Linked DNA regions of Homo sapiens: region 1 is linked to region 2. Evidence: read pairs that join two places in POLR2A ChIA-PET (ENCODE). Cell type or tissue: MCF 10A. All regions are shown on one strand.

The links. ChIA-PET counts read pairs that join two places held together with the same protein. Peaks named below come from ENCODE experiments on the same cell type or tissue, not always from the same donor. Only the 100,000 strongest peaks of a DNase experiment are listed, where the experiment ranks them.
Region 1: POLR2A ChIA-PET joins it to region 2 with 5 read pairs; 4 of 35 experiments call an interaction of 5 or more read pairs at or near these places.

The regions. Positions count from the first base shown.
Region 1 is chr3:47,503,025-47,507,024 of GRCh38, forward strand. It overlaps ELP6 (elongator acetyltransferase complex subunit 6), which reads right to left. Exons shown (of 7, transcript NM_001031703.3): 4 at 1,306-1,424. Among named protein-coding and RNA genes, the nearest start is that of ELP6, 8.7 kb to the right of the region's middle. RefSeq lists an enhancer at 1,503-2,396. In MCF 10A, no CTCF peak of the experiment used is centred here; no DNase peak of the experiment used is centred here.
Region 2 is chr3:47,358,031-47,362,030 of GRCh38, forward strand. No RefSeq gene overlaps it. Among named protein-coding and RNA genes, the nearest start is that of PTPN23, 21 kb to the right of the region's middle. In MCF 10A, no CTCF peak of the experiment used is centred here; a DNase peak (open chromatin) is centred at 2,381.

The DNA.
Region 1 (4,000 bases), 140 kb after region 2:
GAGCCCAGGGCCCAGGGCAACTGGCCTACTGCCTTATGCTCCAGGGATGAGCCCCTGGCATTGGGTTATCTTCACTAACAATGAAGACATCTCCCCATACCTTGGGATGAGGTATAACCAGCCCCTGCCTTCAAATGAGGAAACCCCAAGTCAGAGATGCTAAGGGATGTGTGTGAAGTCACACACAGGGTCAGGAAACATGGCCTCACACCCACTGCATAAGGGTGTGTGTGTCTGAGAGATAAGGCAGTGGGGGAAGTTCCTGTGTGGACCACTTTGTAGTGGACGAAGAACAGCAGCCAAGCGGGGAGTCTTCACAGAGCTATGTTTGTGGCCAATGTTCAGAAAGGAGGAAAAGCAGGAAAACCAGTCTCAGGCCTGTGATGTTGAATACCAAACCAGGGGAAAAATTTTTTCTTAAATGTCTGAAAAGTAAATATTTTAGGCTTGCAGGTCATATGGTCTCTGTCCCAACTACTCAACTCTATTTGTTGCTGTAGTGCAAAAACAGCCAAGGACAACATGCAAACAAATGAACGTGGCTGTATTCCAATAAAATTTTACTTACAAAAAATAAATTTAAAAAAAGGAATTTTGGCCGGGCGCGGTGGCTCACTCTTGTAATCCCAGCACTTTGGGAGGCCGAGGCGGGCGGATCACGAGGTCAGGAGATCGAGACCATGGTGAAACCCCGTCTCTACTAAAAATACAAAAAATTAGCCGGGCATGGTGGCGGGCGCCTGTAGTCCCAGCTACTCAGAGAGGCTGAGGCAGGAGAATGGCGTGAACCTGGGAGGCAGAGCTTGCAGTGAGCCGAGATCACGCTACTGCACTCCAGCCTGGGTGACAGAGCGAGACTCCATCTCAACAACAACAACAACAAAAAAAAGGAATTTTAAAAAAGACAAACAGTTTAAAAAATATGAAACAAAACAAACAAAACAAATGTATTTACAAAAACAGGCAGCTGACCCATAGCCCATAGTTTGCCATTGCAGTCTCCACTGTTGCAGAGCACAGGTGTATACTAGGGCTCTAAGCCAGGGCTGGAAAACACAGCAAAGCATATAGTTCTGCCATCCTTCCAGCAAATGATCCTCTCTATAGCTTTTGGGACAAATGTCCACCCTCAGCCCCATGATAAGAGCCAGCATTTGATGATGCTGCAACACCAGATGAAGTGTCTGACTCCTGAAGCCAGTTCCATCCTCCTGCACAATAAGAAGGAATCACACAGCAACCAGGAACCCTGCCTGGGCCCACCTGCCACGTGTTGCTTCCGGGCTGGGCTGTAGGCTGACTGACCTGAGAAACTGCAGGGGGTGTGGCTCCTTTTGAGCCTGGAAGACGACGTCCACTGCAGACTTGAGTCCCTCAAGGAACACAAGCTGCCCACGCTCCCGCGCCATGGTCAGGCTGACACCCTAAACATGAAAAAGAGAGTGAGTTACTATGCCTTGTAGGGGAACCCATCAGACTAGATGCCAGCTTGCAAGAGGGCATAAGACACCTTCCAAACTTGGCAGAAGTGTATCTGATCACCCAATGTACAGGCCTGTCTTCATTCCCCTGGGTGCTCCCAAACCCATAATGCCCCAACTGTTTTCAGATGTGTATTTCCATTTAATTGTTACATTAAAAGAAAAACTAGCCAGGCATGGTGGCACATGCCTGGAGTCCCAGCTACTTGGGAGGCTGAGGCAGGTGGATCATTTGAGCCCAGAAGTTTGAGACAAGCCTGGGCAACATGGCAAGACCTCGTCTCTACAAAAAAAATTTAAAAAAATTAGCCAAGTGTGGTAGTTTGCACCTGTAGTCTCAGCAACTCAGGAGGCTGAGGTAGGAGGATCACGTGCGCCCAGGAGGTCAAGGCTGCAGTGAGCCATGATCATGCTGCTGCACTCCAGCCTGAGCAACAGAGCGAAACCCTGTCTCAAAAAGACAAAAAAACAAAAACCTAGGCCAGGCTTGGTGGCTCACGCCTATAATCCCAGCACTTTGGGAGGCCAAAGTGGGCAGATCACCTGAGGTCAGGAGTTCAAGACTAGCCTGGCCAACCTGGTGAAACCCCATCTCTACTAAAAATACAAAAATTAGCCAGGCGTGGTGGCGGGCGCCTGCAATCCCAGCTACTCAGGAGACTGAGGCAGGAGAATTGCTTGAACTGGGAGGTGGAGGTTGCATTGAGCCGAGATCTCACCAGTGCCCTCCAGCCTGGGTGACAAGAGTGAAACTGTCTCAAAAACAAACAAACAAACAAACAAACAACAAAAAAACCCCCACAAAAAATGGGATGCAGAAATTTAGTATGCCTATCCCTGCTCAGACTAGGACTTTTTTTTTTCTTTTCATTTTTTACTTGTCACTGACTTGAAGCTCAATAACTTTTTTTGTTTTTGAGACAGTCTCTCACTCTATTGCCTAGGCTGGAGTGCAGTGACGCAATCTCAGCTCACTGCAACCTCTGCCTCCTAGGTTCAAGCGATTCTTGTGCCTCAACCTCTTGAGTAGCTGGGATTACAGGTATGCACCACCAGGCTAATATTTATTTATTTATTTATTTAGAGATGGAGTTTCGCTCTTGTCGCCCAGACTGGAGTGCAATGGTGCGATCTTGGCTCACTGCAACCTCCGCCTCCTGGGTTCAAGCGATTCTCCTGCCTCAGCCTCCTGAGTAGCTGGGATTACAAGCATGTGCCACCACGCCCAGCTAATTTTTGTATTTTTAGTAGAGATGGGGTTTCTCCATGTTGGTCAGCCTGGTCTTGAACTCCTGACCTCAGGTGATCCACCCGCCTTGGCCTCCCAAAGTGCTGGGATTACAGGCGTGAGCCACCGTGCCCGGCCTAATTTTTTTATTTTTAGTAGAAACAGGGTTTCACCATACTGACCAGGCTGGTCTCGAACTCCTGGCCTCAAGTGATCCACCTGCCGATATCAGGAAACCTGCCCCGATAGTCACGTAGGTTCTTTTCTATTTTCCCTAAGCGTTGGCCGGCTTGAGAAATAAAGGGACAGAGTACAAAAGAGAGAAATTTTAAAGCTGGGCATCCGGGGGAGACATCACATGTTGGTAGGTTCCGTGATGCCCCACAAGCCGCAAAACCAGCAAGTTTTTATTAGGGACTTTCAAAAGGGGACGGAGTGTGCGAATAGGTGTGGGTCACAGAGATCACGTATTTCACAAGGTAATAGAATATCACAAGGCAAATGGAGGCAGGGCGAGATCACAGGACTGCAGGACCGGGGCGAAATTAAAATTGCTAATGAAGTTTTGGGCACCATTGTCATTGATAACATCTTATCAGGAGACAGGGTTTTGAGAGCAACTGGTCTGACCAAAATTTATTAGGCGGGAATTTCCTCTTCCTAATAAGCCTGGGAGCGCTATGGGAGACTGGGGTCTATTTCATCCCTACAGCCTCGACCATAGAAGACGGCCATGCCCAGGGGGGCCAGTTCAGAGACCCACCCCCAAGCGCGTATTCTCTTTCCCAGGGATGTTCCTTGCTGAGAAAAAGAATTCAGCGATATTTCTCCCATTTGCTTTTGAAAGAAGAGAAATATGGCTCTGTTCCGCCCGGCTCACCAGCGGTCAGAGTTTAAGGTTATCTCTCTTGTTTCCTAAACATTGCTGTTATCCTGTTCTTTTTTCAAGGTGCCCAGATTTCATATTGTTCAAACACACATGCTCTACAATTTGTGCAGTTAATGCAATTATCACAGGGTCCTGAGGTGACATACATCCTCCTCGGCTTGCGAGATGACAGGATTAAGAGATTAAGTAAAGACAGGCACAGGAAATTATAAAAGTATTAATTTGGGGAACTAATAAACGTCCATGAAATCTTCACAATCCACGTTCTTCTGCCATGGCTTCAGCCGGTCCCTCCGTTTGGAGTCCCTGACTTCCTGCAACATGCCTCGGCCTCCAAAAGTGCTGGGATTACAGGTGTGAGCCACTGCACCTGGCCTCAAGGACTTCTTAAATATGGTTCAT
Region 2 (4,000 bases):
TGCCAGCACCATGCTTCCTATAAAGCCTGCAGAACTGTGAGCCAGTTAAACTTCTTCTCTTTATAAATTACCCAGTCTCAGGTATTTTTTTTAATATAGCAATGCAAGAACGGCCTAATACAGAAAATTGATAGCAAGGATTGGGGCATTACTATAAAGATACCTGAAAGTGTAGAAGTGACTTTGGAACTGGGTAACAGGTAGAGTTTGGAAGAGTTTGGAGGGCTCAGGCTGGGCATGGTGGCTCACACCTGTAATCCCAGCACTTTCAGAGGCTGAGGTGAGCAGATCATCTGAGGTTGGGAATTCAAGACCAGCCTGGCCAATATGGTGAAACCCTGTCTCTAACTAAAAATACAAAAATTAGCCAGTCATGGTGGCACGTGCCTGTACTCCAAGCTAATCAGGAGGCTGAAGCAGGAGAATCACTTGAACACGGGAGGTGGAGGTTGTAGTGAGCCAACATTGTGCCACTGCACTCCAGCCTGGCAACAGAGTGGGACTCCGTCTCAAAAAAAAAAAAGAGTTTGGAGAGTTTGGAAGAAGACAGGAAAATGAGGGAAAGTTTGGAACTTCTTAGAGACTGGTTAAATGGCTGTGACCAAAATGCTGATAGTGATATGGACAATGAAGTCCAGGCTGCCAAAGTCTCAGATGGAAATGAGGAACTTATTGGTAACTGGAGCAAAAGTAACGCATGTTATGCCTTAGCAAAGAGCTTGGCTGCATTGTGTTCATGCCATAGGGATCTGTGGAAGTTTGATTTAGGGTATTGCAGAAGAAATTACTAAGCAGCAAAGCACTCAGAATATGGCCTGGCTGCTTCTAACAACCTATACTCAGCTGTGGGAGCAAAGAAATGACTTAAAGTTGGAACATATGTATATTTTTTGTTTATTCATTTATTTGTTTGTTTTTGAGATGGAGTTTCACTCTTGTTGCCCAGGTTGGAGTGCAATGGTGCAGTCTCAGCTCACTGCAACATCCACCTCCCAGGTTCAAGCAGCTCTCCTGCCTCAGCCTCCCGAGTAGCTGGGATCACAGGCATGCACCACCACACCTGGCTAATTTTTTTGTATTTTTAGTAGAGACAGGGTTTCACCATGTTGGTCTGTCTGGTCTTGAGCTCCTGACCTCAGACAGTTCACCTGCCTCAGCTTCCCAAAGTGCTGGGATTATAGGCATGAGCCACCATGCCTGGGCAGAAGTTATATTTAAAAGGGAAGCAGAATGTGTAAGTTTGGAAATTTTACAACCTGGCCATGTGGTAGAAAAGTAAAGCCCATTTTCAAGGAGAGAATTCAAGCAGGCTGTGGCACAACGACTTGCTAGAGATATTTGCATAGCTAAAAGGGAGCCAAATGCTAATAACCAAGACAATGGGGAAAAGGTCTTGAAGGCATTTCAGAGACCTTTGTGGCAGCCCCTCCCATCACAGGCCCTGAGGCCTAGTGGGGAAGAATGATTTCATGGGCCAGGCCTAGGGCCCTGCTGCCCTGCACACCCTCAGGACACTGCTTCCCACATCCTGACCACTCCAGCTCCAGCCAGGGCTCAAAGGGGCCCAAGTATAGCTCAAGCTGCTGCCACTTTGCAGTCTCACTTTGGAGAATGCAAGTGGTAAGCCTTGGCAGCTTCCATATTATGTTAATCCTGTGGGTGCACAGAGTCCAAAAGTGAAGGCTTGGCAGCCTCCGCCTAGATTTCAGAGGATGTATGAGGAAAGCCTGGGTGTCTGGGCAGAAGCCTGCTGCTGTAGCACTGCCCTCACAGAGAATCTCTACTAGGGCAGTGCCAAGGGGAAATGTGGAGTTAGACCCCACACACAGAGTCCCCAGTGGGGCACTGCCTGGTGGAGCTGTTGGAAGGAGGCTGCCATCCTCCAGACCCAGGAATGTTAGAGCCACCAATGGCTTGCAATTTCAGCATGGAAAAGTCACAGGGGCAGAGCTGCCCAAGGCCTTGGGAACCCACCCTTCCCACCAGTGTGCCTTGAATGCAGGATATGGAGTCAAAGAAGATTGTTTTGGAGCATTAAGATTTAATGAATGGGCTGGGCGCAGTGGCTCATGCCTGTAATCCCAGTGTTATAAAGTTTTGGTGCAGCAAAAGAAATAGCACTTGAATATAAAATTTTCTTTTTTTCGTCTCAGCAAGGCAATTTACTTCTATAGAAGGGTGCGCCCTCACAGATGGAGCAATGGTGAGTGCAAACCTGGGCAAGGGAGGGGAAGAATTTCTCCTGCTGCTGTGTTGTTCCCCTATTGGCTAGGGTTAGACTGCACAGGCTAAACTAATTCTGATTGGCTAATTTAAAGAGAGTGATGAGGTAAGTGGTTTGGCAGGAAAAATGGTTATGGAATGAGTCAGGGTGGAGAATGAGTCAGGGCGGAGCAGGTAATTGAAATGAGTCAGGGTGGAGCAGGTAATCGGAATGAGTCAGGGTGGAGCAGGTGATGGAAAAAGGTTGCTTTATGAGGAAGTTAAGTTTAAAAGTAGAAGGCAAAGAATGGAACATACTGACATATTGACTCTTTGAAGAGAAATTTAGGACTCATATCTAACACCAGGACTTTGGGAGGCTGAGGTGGGCAGATCACCTGAGGTCAGGAGTTCAAGATCAGCCTGGCCAACATGGTGAAACCCCATCTCTACTAAAAATGCAAAAATTAGGCAAGATGCGATGGCTCATGCCTGTAATCCCAGCACTTTGGGATGCCAAGGCAGGTGGATCACCTGAGGTCAGGAGTTCGAGGCCAGCCTGACCAACATGGTGAAACACTGTCTCTACTAAAAATACACAAAAAATTAGCTGGGCGTGGTCGTGGGCACCTGTAATCCCAGCTACTCAGGAGGCTGAGGCAGGAGAATTGCTTGAACCTGGGAGGAGGAGGTTGCAGTGACCCGAGATCCCACCATTGCACTCCAGCCTAGGCGACAAGAGCAAAATGCCATCTCAAAAAAAAAAAAAAAAAAAATTAGCTGGGCATGGTGGCACATGCCTGTAGTCCCAGCTACTTGGGAGGCTGAGGCAGGAGAATGGTTTGAACCTGGGAGGCGGAGGTTACAGTGAGCCAAGATCTCACCACTGCACTCCAGTCTGGGTGACAGAATGAGACTCCATCTCAAAAAAAAAAAAAAAAAAAAAGATTTAATGAATGGCTTCTGGATTTTGGACTTGCATGGGGCCTGTAGCCCCTTTCTTTTGGCCAAATTCTCCCTTTTGAAATGATAATGTTTACTCAATGCCTATACCCCCACTGTATCTTGGAGGTAAATAATTTCTTTTTGATTTTACAGGCTCCTAGGTGGAAGGGACTCATCTCTAGCTAAGACTTTGGACTTGAGACTTTTTTTTTTTTTTTTTTTTTGAGTAGGATTTTTGCTCTGTCACCCAGGCTGGAGTGCAGTGGCTCGATCTTGGCTCACTGCAACCTCTGCCTCCCGGGTTCAAGCAATTCTCCTGCCTCAGTCTCCTGAGTAGCTGGGATTACAAGCGCGTGCCACCAAGCCCGGCTAATTTTTGTATTTTTAGTAGAGACAGGTTTTCACCATGTTGGTCAGGCTGGGGGACTTTTGAGTTAATGCTGGAATGAGTTAAGACTTTGGAGTCTAAGTGCTTGGGAGTTGATAAAACAATTTTTAAAATGAATAAATAAGTAGGCCAGGAGCAGTAGCTCATACCTGTAATCCCAGCATTTTGGGAGGCTAAGGTGGATGGATCACTCAAGTCCAGGAGTTCAAGACCAGCGTGGGCAACATGGTGAAACCCCAACTCTACAAAAAAAATATAAAAATTAGCCAGGCATGGTGGCATGTGCCTGTGGTCCTAGCTACTCTGGAGGCTGAGATGGGAGGAGCACTTGAGCCTGGAAGGTGGAGGTTGCAGTGAGCCGAGATAGCACCACTGCACTCCAGCCAGGGTGACAGAGCAAGAACTTGTCTCAAAAAAATAAAATTAGGCCAGGCACGGTAGCTCACACCTATAATCCCAGCATTT